Linked DNA regions of Homo sapiens: region 2 is linked to region 1. The links are chromatin loops, found by intact Hi-C in ENCODE. Cell type or tissue: Caco-2. All regions are shown on one strand.

What was found. Hi-C counts contacts between places; a loop is a spot of excess contacts. Peaks named below come from ENCODE experiments on the same cell type or tissue, not always from the same donor. Only the 100,000 strongest peaks of a DNase experiment are listed, where the experiment ranks them.
Region 2: a loop joins it to region 1, with 6 times the contacts of the local background. A loop is called at or near these places in 4 of 110 quality-filtered maps.

The regions. Positions count from the first base shown.
Region 1 is chr5:11,592,291-11,600,290 of GRCh38, reverse strand. All of the region lies in intron 2 of CTNND2 (catenin delta 2), which reads left to right. Among named protein-coding and RNA genes, the nearest start is that of CTNND2, 310 kb to the left of the region's middle. In Caco-2, no CTCF peak of the experiment used is centred here; a DNase peak (open chromatin) is centred at 3,510.
Region 2 is chr5:11,520,599-11,528,598 of GRCh38, reverse strand. All of the region lies in intron 3 of CTNND2 (catenin delta 2), which reads left to right. Among named protein-coding and RNA genes, the nearest start is that of CTNND2, 380 kb to the left of the region's middle. In Caco-2, no CTCF peak of the experiment used is centred here; a DNase peak (open chromatin) is centred at 4,378.

The DNA of each region.
Region 1 (8,000 bases):
TTTTAGTGTACTTCACATACTGCTTAGAATTTAGGTGTCAGCAAATGTTTTTCCCATACTTGACAAAACAGTGTGTCCACACACTTGCTGTATTAGCATAGGTATGTAATTCTGTAAGCAGGTAAATACTTCAGTGATTGCCTCCAACACTGACAGTGTCAGCTGAGGAAAACTCTAGATGGTAGATGGAGGAATGGAAATTTAAGTCACATATTTTAATCATAGACAATTTAAATTCAGATCCATATTTATAGTTTTGCTTTAGAATTGGATAAAGACCATTTGTGGTCTCAATATTTGGGACTTGCTAAAAGTAGGTACCTTGATGCATTTTGGAGGCACTTCTTAACTCGGATTCCTGAGTGTAACCCAAGTATTAACTCTATGGCCATAGAATGCCGACAGAAGAGCAGAAGAAACTTCCACTTTTATGGTTCCTGGGCATGCAATAAGACTCTCAAGAAATTAGATAGCCAAATCAGTGTGCCATTTCTCATCACCAGAATAGCAAGCTTCCTGGTCTGAGAACCCCAAGGGAAAGTCTAAACTCCATTTTCGCAATCACTTTTCTATTTTCCTGACTTTTCACTGAATTGTACTCACGGGTATAAATCTAACCTTTGATCTACGTGGACCTCATGAATAAGTACAAGTTCTACTTGTTTGGGATTTTAAGAACTAGCAAAAGCAAACAAACAAGCAAAAAAACCCAAATCCTTTGCCAGTCATGGATGTCATGTTTGAGAAGAAATGCTATATATGGCAAGAACTATTGCGGGCAACTTCAAAATTTCATACACAAAAGGAGTTACTTTTTCAAAACTCCAAAAATGGTCATTAAATATGTGTAAATGTATTTATAACTACAGAAAAGTTCTAGAAGACACAAGCTTCCAAAAACATCTATTAGAAATGAAATACCTGTTCAAGATGAAGTTTACTAGAATAGTTAACTTTCCTCCTTTAACCCTTATTATTAATTTTTTTTAGTTTTCCAGGAAATATTGCTATGTTATCATGAACTGCCTAAGTAGATTGTCCCATACATTTTTGATGTTGCTCTAGATGTGTTATGATTTGGATCTGTGTCCCCACTCATATCTCATGTGGAATTGTAATTTCCAAGTGTTGAAGGTGGGGCTTAGTAGGAGATGACTGGATCATGGGGGTGGTTTCAAATGCCTTAGCACCATCTCCCTGGTGCTGTCTTGTGATAGAGTTCTCTTGACATCTGATGAGATCTGATGGTTTAAAAGTGTGTGGCAGTTCCCTGCTTGCTCACTCTCTTTCTCCTGCTGCCATGTAAGGCATGCCTTGCTTCCCCTTCGCCTTCTGACGTAATTGTGAGTTTCCTGAGGCTCCCCAGCCATGCATATCTGTGAGTCCATTAATCATCTTTTTTTTAATAGATTACCCAGTCTCAGGTAGTTCTTGATAGCAGCGTGAGAATGCACTAATACAAGATGCTTACTTCCTTTTCATGTTTTCTGACCCAGCTGTTAATGAGTTTCACTATAATAAATATTAAAGTTTTATACTTACAGTTGTTTGTGAAATCTTTTGGTTAAGTCTCATATTTTTCATCAGTTTTCATGGAGAAGATATATTTTCCCAGCTCTTCATCTTCAATTCGTATATTAAGACTATAAGAAATAGACACTTCCTCCTTTCCCTCAACTTGTAAACCCTCTCATAGGAGGCTTAATGAAAAGAAAGGTGATAGGTGTTTCCTCTTATTTAAGGAGGCACAACACTATACCATTTAAATGTAATCAGATAAAGGATTTTAAAATGTGTATACAATATCAACCTTGATTACCTTTAGAATGGTTGACAAAACCATGGTGGTAAAGAATCGCTTAGTGGGATTACTGGGTAGGAGACCCCCCTGGAGTCCTGGCACACCTAGAAACTTACCTGATTCTGAGGAAGCTGGAATTTCTCCTCATCAGCACGTATCCCCCTTGGTTGTGGTGTAGAGGGATGGAGAATCTGATTTATCATTATTATACAAACCCAATAAGAACATGATGTGGTGGTTGTTAGCCATGGCTCCTAGAAGACAAACTTAAAACTATAAATGATTATAGATAGGTCTGTCTAGTGGTTAAGAACACAAACATGATTTTGGACAAATTATTTAACCTCTCTGAATCTGTTTCCTCATTTATAAAATGAGATAATAATAACTTGCCTCATTGGATGTACACAGAAACAATGATAACATTTTACTTTAAGGCTAAACTGCTTTTTGGATACAACAACAACAAAAATACAGCTATTTTTATCACATGAGAATATGGAAAAGGGTAATTTCAGTGATATAGGAAATGAGTTGTCCTCATTATCCAGTGGTGAGTTGACTTCTCAATAAAATACCAGCTCTACTTATCTTCATTGTTATTATTATATTTTCAAAGACTATTCCAAGCCAGGCTTCGTGGCTCATGCCCATAGTCTCAGTACGGAGCAGACGAATCACTTGAGCCCAGGTGTTTGAGATCAGCTTGGGCAACATGGCTAAATCCTTTTCTACAAATAATACAAAAATTAGCTGGGCATGGTGGACCACACCTGTAGTCCCATCTACTTGGAAGGCTACAGTGGGAGGATCACCTGAGTCTGAGAGGTTAAGGCTGCAGTAAGCAGTGATCACACCACTGCACACAAGCCTGGGTGACTGACACTCTGTTTCAAAAAAAAAAAAGAATATTCCCTAATTCGGACTGCTCATTGATGAATTAAGAAAAGCACATTATTGGCTAAGGCAAATTGTAAGCTTAGAGCAAGAAATAGAGAACATAACATAAATCTGTAGAGCTAAATGAGCCTTAAATTTTCATCCAGTCCATCAGATATGTCAGCAGCTTTGAAATACCAAGGAATCATCTCATTCCAGATTGACTGGGTAATAAAGGGAGCAAACTCAGTATTTAAGACCTTTACAAAGCTGTAAGCAAAGCCTGTGGACACCTAAACATTGATTTCAAATAATGCAATATCAGTTCTAGAACGAACTTAAGCTGTAACATACACGGAAGGGCCCCATTTTTAAGATACCAATGTATAGGCACTGTTCGGAAATAGAGGTATATTCAACAAGTCTTACAGAAAAGTCTTCAAAATTCTAGAAGAACAATGTGCTGTTTCTACAAATGATAAGTCACGGAGCCTGTTGTGATTCACATCGGTTTAATATACAGTGCTGCCATATCTGTGAGCAGCATCCTTTTATCGTCAGAGATTCCGCTGGACTTGTTTGGGTTCGCTGCCTGTCCTGCTCCACACAAACCAAACCTCACCATAGTACAAAGAACAAATGAGAGCTTGTTCTCAGGCAGTCAAGAAGAAATGGAACAAATATACTAGAATTCATGAAAGATTGATTGCCAAATATTTAAATACTGCTATCAGTTAAAAAAATGCCGATAAGCAAACAAAAAGCACAAAGAGAACACTAGAGTCCTAGACATAGGGGAATGCCAGTCATGTTCAGCCTGTTTGTCCACCTGTAACCCTCACCTCCAAGGCAGCACCTTTAACCACTACCCTCTACGCATCTGAACTTCCCAAGGCTGTAGGAAGTTAACTATTTAAAGGACAAAATGTTCCAGCCTAAATGTAAAGGATTTTTATAATACCAAAGGCAAATATATCCTACAGGGAATGGTTATACAAAAACATGTATATAGTTACGCTTTGATGTATTGAAATGTGATATATCTTCAAGAAATTACTCATTTGTTTTATTTCTCTTTGCAAATAAATATTTTTAAAGTAGTCTCTTTGGCTAGTGCCTTAGCCAAGCACATTGTGGGAAGAACTTAAAATGCTTAGTCATGTGCCTTTTTCTTATTGGTATTCCTTAGGTGCCTCAGCCAAGGGCAATGACATAATACCTAAGCCCAGCCAAAGAAACAGGGCCCACTCTGTCTTGACAGAGTATTATTCATGATCACCACTTTACATAAATGTTAAAGGATATCAAGTAAAGACATGAGCTAATTATGCAAAAAATTGAAACAAATGCCACTCTTAATGCTGGGTGATTAGGATGCAGTATTCTTAGTAGTCAAACAAGTCGAGTTATTTCTTAGAAGACAGTGCCTTAAATTTATGCCTGAGGTCTAGAAAAGGATAAAATATGATAGATGCTTTCCATCTGGTAATAAACAAAAAATACTCCCAGTTCTGCCATAAAGAGACTCCCAATTTGTTAATTGAAAATTTTGCATTCTGCAAAGTTGCGCTTGCGTGTGTGCATGTCTGTATGTGTCTTGGAGAAAGAGATTACTTTAAAAATGAGATCCTGCCTTTGTTATTATTGATATTATTTGGAAAGAATATATATTTATAGTAAAACTGGTGCATTGTGGCATTTTAGGAGGCAGTGGTGCTGATTCCATATAGCAGATGTGTTTCTTTACCTCTAATTAATTAATGTGTTTTAAAAAGTGTGTTCTAAGTTAATTTTCTGGCAATCGTTGTCGTTGTGTATTTGATAACTGGATGGAAATTGCTGTCTTCAAGCTTTTTAATCCCAAAAATGTAAAAGCATGTGAATTTCATGGATTGATAATTTACAACATCAGGTATGCCAATGGGTTTAAAGCTGAACTATTACCGAGATGGTCAACTATACATTCCATTTGAGAAACCCTGCTTTGAATACAGTGAAATTAATTTCATGCCAGGGTAGAGAGCTACTTCTGAAATGATTTTGTCTTCTTCATCTGTCATTGCATGAGCTTTAGTTTGAGGCACAGATTGAAGAAAGGCTTGTGAGGTCTCAAATAAGAGGTTTATACCCTGCCAGAATATATATTATTAATAGATTTAATATACCCTACACTGCTAGTACAGACTTCGAATTTACACTGGATTCAGGGATATTAGCTAGTGTGTGATAACATATACATCTAGTCTCTTAGTACCAATGGTTCTATTTTTGAGTCTGTCTGACACTTGGTTTCAAGAGTTTAGTGCAGCAGCAGGCAGCACTGGGGTTTCAGTTGCATCTGAGTACTTGTCACTACAAGGCCCCTAGGCAAAAGTCCAGCATTGTTTGTTTGACTTCCTTCCTCATCCTGTTTTCCCATTTTTTTCCTTACCACCTCCTGCAATCCATTTCAGCAGCGATAACTGCTGGATTACAGATAAAAGCTGAGCTGGCCCTAAAAATCTTACTCCTTGCAAGGATTTAATTGCAAAAGAATCTGTGTTGGAGCTTCCCCGTGTCCCTTGGAAGGCAGACGCAGTAATTTGGCTGTCAATTGTGTGTAATTTTATACCTTAGCGTCTGGAAGGATAATAAATAGAATTACACAGTTTTACACTGAAATGCTGATTATCAGAAAATAAGAAGCCAAAATTTCAGGAGTCATGTCTTTTAAAGTCTCTCCTAAATATCAAGTTTTGTTAGCATAAACATTTTAAATGTTAACTTTAACTTATTTGTAAATCACTACCAAGTCACCTATTTCATGTTAAAGCTTTTCTGTGTTAATGCTACTTATTCTTCCACCCCTCTGTCCATATAAGTAGATAAAAATTGCCAGGACATGGACATCATGAACATGTAGGTTTTGTTTGTGTGTGTATATTTGTTTGTTTTTTGTCCAAAAGATTGGATTATTTGTCCAAAGGGCCACAGCATAGTCAATTATTTTAAAGTTAATGATACCACAGCAAATAGTGATTCCTTTATACTTTAGTTCTACTTTTATTTTGTAAAAAGTAAAAATCCTTCATTTTCTTTAAAAAGGAAATTGGCAACAATATTGCTAGAAACCTTTGAAATTGATTTTTTAAAATCAAGAACATTTAGTAAGTAAATAATATTCCTGTTTTCATACATGCATGCCTGTTATAGCTTTCAAAAATCTAGGATTTAAAATAATTTAGAACCTTTTCAAAAGTAGAATATACATACAGAAAAATTTTGGTTTTTGCTATAATGGCAAAAACTGCAATTACTTTTGCACCAGCCTAATATATTCCAGCAAATGCAGCTTGCTCACTGTTATGTGTGTGAGACTCAGTCATAATAGTGTGCCTGGTTATACATGATTTATTTACTTTGCTGAATAGTATTTCACTGTGTACGTGTACTATACTATATTCATTCTAGTGACTGAGCATTTCTGTAGTGTTCAGTTGGGACTGACAGCATTATAGGAGATGTCTTCTGGTGTGCTTATGTGCACATTTTTTAGTTTGTGGCATTATCGAGTAGAATTGCTGAGAAACAGAGTATGTTTATCAAGAATTTTAGAAGAAATTCACAACTGTCACATTTATTTTAACATTTTATATTCCCACTTACAGTTTTATGAAAGTTCCAATAACACCCAATACTTGCCAATTTGGGCATTATCTGTCTCTCTGAATTTTAATCATTCTAATGAGTACTTAGTGGCACCCTATAGTGGTTAAAATTTTGTACCCTGGTGAGTAGTGAAGTTGATTGTCGTATTAGTCCATTTTCATACTGTTATGAAGAAATACTGGAGACTGGGTGATTTAAAAGGAAAAAAGGTGTAATGGACTCACAATTCCACATGGGTGGGGAGGCCTCACAATCATGATGGAAAGTGAAGGAGGAACAAAGACACGTCTTACATGGCAGAAGGCCAGAGAGCATATGCAGGGGAACTGCCCTTTATAAAACCAGCAGATCTCCTGAGACTTATTCACTATCATGAGAACAGCACGGGAAAAACCTGCCCCCATGATTCAGTTACCTCCCACCAGGTCCCTCCCATGACACCTGGGAATTACGGGAGCTACAATTCAAGATGAGATTTGGGTGGGGCACAGCCAAACTATATCAATCGTTTGCCAATTTATTTATTGGCCACATGGGTCATGTGGTTGTTTTCTTTTGTGCAGTGCTTGTTAAGTATTTTACCCTTTTTCTATTGGGTTGCCTATTAATGTCATATTACATTGCATTTCAGACTTAACACATATACAGAGAAAGACAGAATGAAAATATCTTCTCCCATTAGTGTACTTTCACTTTCCTGATGGGGTCTTTGGTAAACAGAATTTCTCAATTTTAATATGGCCCAATTTATAACTTTTTTTATATTCTGTTATGGTTAGCTCATTTTGTGTCCTGCTTAAGAAAGCCTTGGCTACTCCAAGGTCATGCATGTGCTGCATATAAGCATTTTCATTTAATCTTTCACATCTAGCCCTTCACTCCAGATGGAGTTGATTTTTTTTATTTTTTCGCAACTGGGGTCACGTTGCATTTTTTTTCAACAGGTGAAGGCACTATCTTTCCCTCTGCACTGCAGTGTCATGTTTCTTGTAAATCAGGTGTATGTGTGGCTTCATGTCTGGATTCTCTTCTGCTCCACTGTTCTTTTTGTCTCTCCTTATGTGGATACCACACAATCTTTATGACTGCAGTTTTCTAGTCCACCATGTTATCTGGTAGGCTGTCTTCCAGATTTATTCTCTTCCTTTAAGACTGCTTGCTCTTCTTAGCCCTGTGCATTTCGATATAAATTTTAGAATCCACTGTCCATTAAGTCAGGCCCCTTACCCCCCCAGAAAAGCATGCTGAGGTTTTGATTATAATTTTTAGGTAGATGTTTGGTTGTTGTTTTGATCAAATTGAGGGCTTTCCCCCACTATTTCTGGTCTGCAAAGATTTTTTTTTTTTACTTAAGAATACTGTTGAACTTTGTCAAGAGTAAACATTTTTGCATCTTTGGGATTTCCCTTAAACCACTGTTATGATTATCTCACAATGTTGATTTTATTGTACTTCTTTCCTGGAAACACTAAAATGAACCAAAAATACAAGAGGATTGCGAATAAAATTCCATTTACAATAATACTAGGAAATAAATCAGCACAAACTCATGAAGGAGATATGTGAGTTTACACGTATCTTCCCAGATATCATACATTATGCATATTTCATTTTAGAAAAAAGAAGAGGAAGGAAGGAAGGAAGGCAGGAGGAAGGGAGAAAGGAAGGAAGG
Region 2 (8,000 bases), 72 kb after region 1:
ACCTGACACCAGCCCCAGACTCTGCACCTCCCTTTTGGTATTTTCCAAGGGATGTTGTTTCCCACTCTGTTCAAGGCTGTCCCAGTCCCTCTGATATATTTCAATTACTTTGACTTTTGATAACTCCATGACATGGAGGACGAACTCTTGAATATTTCTAATAAGAAATTTCATTTTTTTTTTATGTGAACTACTGGGAATAAGAACTCTTCATTTCATGGGTTGCTGTGTTTTACTTGTTGACACAAAGTGAGTATACAAATGAAAACCCAGAAAGCCATTACTTAAGAGCACAGCTTCAAGTCTGTGAAAATTATCTCAACTCCAAAAGCTTCTGTGCCTGTGACCTGTGCGGCTTGTCTCCAAGTTACAGTGATGCCTCCTTGATGGATGATCTTGTCATTTGACACCAAGTACAACTGCAGTAGTAACAATATGTTCATTCTTTCTGAACCCTGTATGAGATTCCCAGGCTTGGGGACCCATTGTGAAAATGACATTGATTGATAAGTCCCCCGCGAGCTTTTAAATGTGGCTCTCTTTATATGAGTGCTCATACTGCATGGGTTTTTTAAATTGACTCTATTAATATTGTTATGTTATTATGATATTATTCTAGTTTATTTACTTTTCCAAAGAAATCTGTTTAAATCTGTTTGGAAAAACACCCTTAATGCAGCGCCGTACCCAAGTCATAAACCATTGCCATTATGTTGACTACACCCTGGGGTAACTGTTAGGAAGACATTTATTACACAATGTTTATTGCACGCCTGTGTGTCCACTGTTCTCTGTTAAGTGCCCAGGGAAACATAAAGCATAAGATCACCCTTTCTCGTTAAGAGTATACAGTAAAATTTAGAAGACAGGTTTATATGAAATATTAAATATAATGACACAGCAGCTTAGAGGAGTGTCATGCTATGACCAAGCTCTTGGTGAGAAACTATCACTAGAGGAACAACTGATAAAAAGTCTCAGAGATGCCTTGGAACTGCCATTGACTCCACCTTTGCTTCTATCTAAGGGGAGCTTTAGAGCTTGGAGATAAAGGGAAGGGGCTGAGATGGAGCAAAGGTGGGGAGACCTCGAGCCTGAGTTCTGCCTAGAGGTGGATGGGTGGGAAGGGTACAGGGGGTGGGATTCCAGGGCAGGCTCCCAGAAGGCCTTGTGCGGGATGCAGTGGAGACTTGAAAGAGGTACTGTGGGGCACAGTGTATCTTTGCATGAGTAGGGAAGGACGAGGCTTCTGGCGCCAGCCTGCCTGAGTTCTAAGCCACACTCTGCCATTTGTAGGCCTGACAATTTGGAGAACTGTATTCTACTTCTTTGCATCTTAGTTTTTTCTTTTTTTTTATTGTGGTAAAAAAATACATAACATTTACCATTTTAATAATTTTTAAGTATAAAATTCAGTGTTATTAAGTATATTTACAATAGTGTGCAACCATCACTCTATCCATTTCCAGAATTTTTTCATCTTCCAAAACTGAAAGTATAAATTGTAACTCCCCATCTGCTCTCCCCCAACCCCACCTTCTTTTTCTTTTGTCTCTATGAATTTGCCTACTCTAGGTACATTATGTAAGCAGATTCATACAGTATTTGTCCTTCTGTGTCTGGCTTACTTCACTTAGCATGTCATTAAGATTCATCTATATTGAGCATGTATCAGAATTTTATTTTCTTTTTCACTTTAAATAATATTCCACAGTATGGACAGACCATATTTTCTTCTTCCATTCCTCTGTTGATGGACACGTGGGTCCTTCCACTTCGGGCTGCAGTGAAAACTGGTGTACAGGTGTCAGTGTGAGTCCCTGTTTCAGTTCTCCTGGGTGTGTACCTAGGAGTGGAATGGCTGGATCAAGTGGTAATTTTGGTTTTAATTTTGCACCCTAGTTTTCTTATGTATAAAGTGGGGGTGCTGATAGTTCCTAAAACACAGGGGTATTCTGAGGATTAAGTGTTAATACATAACAAAATGCTTAGACATGTTTAGAAGAGGGCTGGCGTGTGGCAAACTCTAGCAAGTGGTGGCTGGCGTGATTCTACCGAAGGCACCAGCTGCCCCTGTCCTCAGCCAGCTGGGCCAGCACCTGGAAGTGAGGCCTGAGGATCAGCACTGCCTAAAACAAGGCAGCATACACAGCAGGTGCACACTTAACGTCATCGATAGGTTCCGGAAACTGCGACTTGAAGCAAAACAACATATGACAGAACCAATTTCACCATAGGCGAGTTGGTATAAACAAGAGTTAAGTTTGTATGGCGGCTTCTGGTCACAAAAACATCACCAAACTTCTGAATGAAGACCAAAACGCTTCTAATATTCAACAAGAAATGAATGTGTGTTATCCATACATTTAGGAAAGTTTAATAAAAACAAGTAAGATAGACCGGGCATGGTGGCTCATGTCTGTAATCCCAGCACTTTGGGAAGCTGAGGCGAGTAGATCACTTAGGGCCAGGAGTTCAAGACCAACCTGGCCAACATGGTGAAACCCTGTCTACCAAAAATACAAAAATTAGCCATGTGTGGTGGCACACACGTGCAATTCCAGCTACATAGGAGGCTGAGGCAGGAGAATCCTTGAACCTGGGAGACGGAGGTTGTAGTGAGCCAAGATAGTGCCACTATACTCCAGCCTGGGTGACAGAGCGAGACTCTGCCTCAAAACGAACAAACAAAAAAACAAGTAAGATAGTGATTTACCTTCTTATTTCTGTTCAAGGACTTGGGTGGCCCAGAGCCTATCCCAGCAGCTCAGGGTACCAGGTGGCCACCAAGCCCTGAACAGGGCACCATCCCATCGCTGCACCTTTCACACACACCCACACACACTCACACTGGGACTGTGTAGGCGTGCCAGTTAACCTCATGTGCACATTTTTGGGATTCTGCAGACCTGGGGAGAATGGGAAGACACACAGACAGTGGCCCTGGGCAGGGATGGATGCTATTTGAGAACTGCTGAACTTACTTGTGGTGTTGGACAATGAACGCTTTTTAACTGTGTGTGGTTCACAGTACTGCTGTTCTTGTCCTAGCTTTTGATATTTCTGTGGTCTCATAGGTAGGTGATGGAATGTTATGTATCCTTATTTACAAAGGCTGAGATCTGAATCAAAATGTTTAAATTTAACCTCTTCCTAAATTCTTTGAGGACATGAAATATGATTATGTGTTTTTTTTTTAATTTGAAAATGTTACTCATGGTACAAAAAGACAATGTATCAGTTTGTGCAGCCAGGAAGTTGAACTCTGAAATATCACATGTTTTGACAAGAGCCTCCTGGGGAAGGGACTACACAAAGAGGCGGTTTCCTGTTAAAAATTCAGCACATTGTGCTCTAAGTGCTGTGAGTTGGGCTAAGGATGAAAAATCTCCTTTGATATGTAACTCAAGCATGGATGTTTGGCTGCAGCTAAAAAGCCCTAGAGCTCTCCATAGTGAGTGTGTCATAAGGAAGGTAGGAATGCAGATGTGTTGCTGGCTGCCACTGGGGAAAGGTTATCTTACAATAAACACAAAAATGACTTTCGGCTTCTTCAGACAGCCTGCTTTTCTAAATTAGTAAAAGTTAGTTAAATATTCGATTTAAATTCCTTGTCAAATCTATCATACAAAGAATTTTGAGAATTGTGAGTAAGCTATGGATCAATGAACATAGCATATTTTTATATGCTATGTTTGAGTCAAGTAAAAGGACAACATTGTAGTCTTTTTTTTTAAGGTTTGCTTCCTTTGCATGATGAGAAACAAAATAAGTTTTGCAAAACGAAGTGATGATGCGTATACAGTTGAATGTACGTTACAAGCTCTAGTGTATATTATCACCAGTAAACGTTGGAACTGCATTAATTTTGTTTTGACAATCATTTTGTTAAAGTGTGTAGGTACTTTGTTAAAACAAGGAGAGATGGGCTCTTTTAGACAGGAACTCCTGGAGGGGAACAGACAGAAGCTTATCTCCTTCCTTAGGCCTCTAGCATCCGTCTTCAAATTGCCTAAAATTCTTTTGAGCAGGGCTTTGTTGGGGGAAAGAAACTGTGTTAATGCAGGGTTCCCTGTGTCACCAGGAGCGTCCTCACTCAGCCTCCATTAACCCAGGGAGGACTGGAGAGTCTCTTCACTGGTCCTTCTAGACACAAAAGAACAATAAAAATCCACTGTTTGCTGATGCTTGAAATTCCATTAGCCAAAGAACAAAAGCATTTCATTCTGCAACTTACAACAAAAGTACTTTCAGATTTCATGCCTTAGTGTGTGATTGTGTTTGAGTCAGGGCGTCATAAGTCAGGGAAACAATTCAAATGACTGTTTTGTTAGGAGGTGAAAGGGCACACGCTGTCTTGAGTGTCTGCAAAGGCTGAAGAGTCCTGTGGAGGGGACGTGGGAAGGTGGAGGTCACAGGTGGGGCAAGTGTGGGGTGCAGTGAGGGGATCACAGATTCCAGCCCCAGGCTTTAGGGCTTCACAGCCCACCTCCTGCCCACCCTCTTACCCTTATCTGAGATAGTTCCAAAAGGAGCCAGCCCTAGAAGGCCTTTTTTCCTTAACAAGCATTTCTGCCCATGATGATTTATGAGGATCACTTTTTAAACATGGTTGAGTTTGTATAACCAGGGGATTAATTAGCTGAGGAATCACTGTGACAGCAACACAGATAGAGCACCAGAACTGAAGGCCATAGATGGAGAGAATGAGACGTGCAGACCCCCTGCACCCGCTTCACAGCAACATGGGCTCATTGTTGTAAGCCCTGGCCAGGGCAGAGTGGTCAAGGGCACCAGTGAGTAGGACTGGCTGAGAAGGGGGCAGAGTTTCGATAAGGGAAGAGGAGGCAATCCAACCAGAAAAAAGAGAGCCATAAGAGCAGGTGCAGGAAGTCCCCGGTGCATTAGTTCTTTTCAGACCTCAGTGAAGGGACCTGTCTTTCTTGTTATGTTCTACTTGGAGATGAACTGAGATTGTCACTGTAGTAAATTCATCAAAAGTTCTTCTCTGAAGAAACGTGGACTCCAGCCTCTAGTACTCTGTACTGAACCACTAAACCTGTGCACATCTGAGAAATGCCCCTTTGTAGGTTTGTGATTATTCCAGTGTAGAGTCATAAAATACAAAGATGTCATTGGAGGCTTCTGAGTGCAGGAATTTAGGATCATTCATTGTTGAGAGACTCGATGGTTACGCAAGTGTGCCTCGATATACATGATACCATAACCTTATGTTACATTTGTGTTTTTGTGTTAAAAATATGAAGTTTTTAAAAGTGTAGAAACAACTCCAAATCAGAAACTGTAGAATCTTAAAAAAAAATCTCATGTTATTTCAAAATAACATTATTGTGCTTCCACGTATTACCACAGATAATGCAGAATGATTTGCTTTAGGGCTGGAACAAGCCTTGGAAAAAGACTGATCGTTTCCTCCATAATTATATTATGTATTAAACTTCCAGCATAGCTAGTATATGTGGATTAAGTGTGAAATTAGTATCAGTTATGGAAACTTTTGTAGAAAAACTTGCATATTCAATAGCATATGGCATAGGGAAGCCAGCCCATCGCATCCAACCATGCCAAATAGCTCCACTGTAACTTGATATCAGAAATGTTGGAGAATATATGCTGAAAGTGTCCCAGTTTTCACACAGCAACTTGACTTTAACAGTAATTCAAACGCATGGGTGCTTCTTTGCAAAAATACATGTGTATGTGTAGCTTGTTGAGACAGTATTTATCATAGTAAATTTTTCTATGGCCAAAAATTTCTGTCTTTCCCTTCATCGTTCAAGAAAAAAACCTGTGTCTATATGGAATAACTTGGCTTAATTGGTCCTGAGTAATGCAGTCTGATACCTGCTATGGTCCTGTCTGCCATCTTGTCATGAGTCAACTGTGATTAGAATGAATGGGAAATACTCGTTTATGATATCTCTGTTCTCTATGTGCAATTTCAATTTACACAGAGAAGGTCTCATTCGCATGGAGAAGGAGTTGCGTGGGTATAGCAAATCATCATTGTGAGCACTGATTTGATATTGTCTCCCTGTAGATAGAGCCCGGGTATAACGTTAAAATCTAACATGGATAATAGAGTTGATTGTAGTCTGCGGCAATGCTTTGGGAGAATGATACTAACAAAACACCAGATTTTGATGATGGGGTTATTATTAGAAACTTAGGGTTTTACAGCTGGAAGGGAACTGACAGGTTTCAGATGAAAACTAAAGCCGTAATGTAAGGTGACTTGTGAAAATTACAAAGCCAAGGCTATGGCTGTATTCCTGGGTCTTCCAGCCCAGGGTCCTTTCTACTAAACCATGCAATACAGAAATTGAGAAATAAATTATACTTTTATCACGTTTGTCATGGAAAATTTACAATCTTTCTTCTAACACATAGAGATTCAGAAAGTATGTTAAGTGACCAAATTAAATAAGTGCTCTCTATTTAACAGTTACCTATTTAATGTTTATGAATTTAAATTCTCACGCTGTGTGTCCACAGAATTAATAGCCAATAATCATGCACTGTGTCTGCTTGATTTAGGATAGATCTCTCCCTTCACTATGCTTTAAGTTTGCTCTGTGAGGCTGGTCTCATACAGCTGGATAGACTATATAGGTTGCAGCAATGATCTTCAAATATGTAATCAGTTATCAGCAAAAGGCAAGAAAGGAGAGGTTATAAATTGTTCTCGTTGGGAGTGCATCCATTGTCACCTGTCATTGTAATAGAATGCAAAGCTCTCTATGTTATTTCCTAATGGATGTTTAACATCGGCTATGCATCATTCACTCAACGAGCATCGATTGTCTTTGCTGCTCCTGATACTTCATCTAGCCTCAGATGGGATGCAACATGGTCTTTGCCTCAGTAAAGCTACCAAAGAAGATAATATGTGACCAACACTTAATATACATTTACTAAATGCCTAATTTTTGCCGGATACTGTTTTAGAACCAGAATATTAATATCTGTGGTAAACTGTTTTGAAGAATGCTGAGAAAATCCCAAGTTAAATGTTGACTATGTATATATGTTTAATGATGGTGGTGAGAATGATGATGACAAACATGCATTGAGCATTCACTAAGCAAGCAGTGTGCTAAATATTTCACCTGGTTTATTTCATTCAGTCTTCAGAACAACTCTCTAAGGTAAGTGAAAGATAAGCTCTTACCTTATCTATCACTAACCCTTTGTGAGAATGATGATGGGAAAAGAGGCTAAAATAGATTAAATAATTTGCCCAAGAATAATAAAGAAGGCTCAGTTAGAGAGAAGAGTCCTCAGATATGTGCCTTGATGTTACAATAGGATGTTTTTGACTTTGTGATCGCTGGGGGAGAATGTAGAATTGAAGGTGCTATTAAAAGGTAAAAAACATTAAGAAATATATGGCCACATTTTGAAACAAAAACTTAGTGTCATTTTTCTGACATGCCAAATTTCCCTTTGATATGAATGTTTATTATATTTCTAAAATGGTAATAAGCACATCTTCAACTTGAAAATTCGAATTACCCCTCTATTTTCCTATGACTTAAAATACAAAATATAGAAAATCGGAAAACAATGAAAATCGTATCACGTAAACTGTAAACCAAATAGCACAACGTGATTTATTTTCATTTGTTTCCTTAGGTTTATATAATCACATTGTTGCATCACAAAATGTAAATCTTTATCATCATTAGCATTTCTCCTTAAACAGAGATCCTGACTATATTAAGTCTATTTATCACAAACTGCTAGGTGCTAAGCTCTGGCATATGGTTGTTGAAATAACACAGCTTCTCCACAAGAGCTGCTAAGAAATTGGGGCTGCCCATCTGGCTGGGGAAAGCAGGAGGCATGACAGGTGATGGGCTGGTACTGGGTGAAGGCAGCCAAATGCCTGGATGAGGGCCACAATTCAAGGCCAATCTAGGCAGCATCCTGGAGGACTCAAAAGAAATGAGATGAGGGCTGGGCGTGTCTCATGGGTG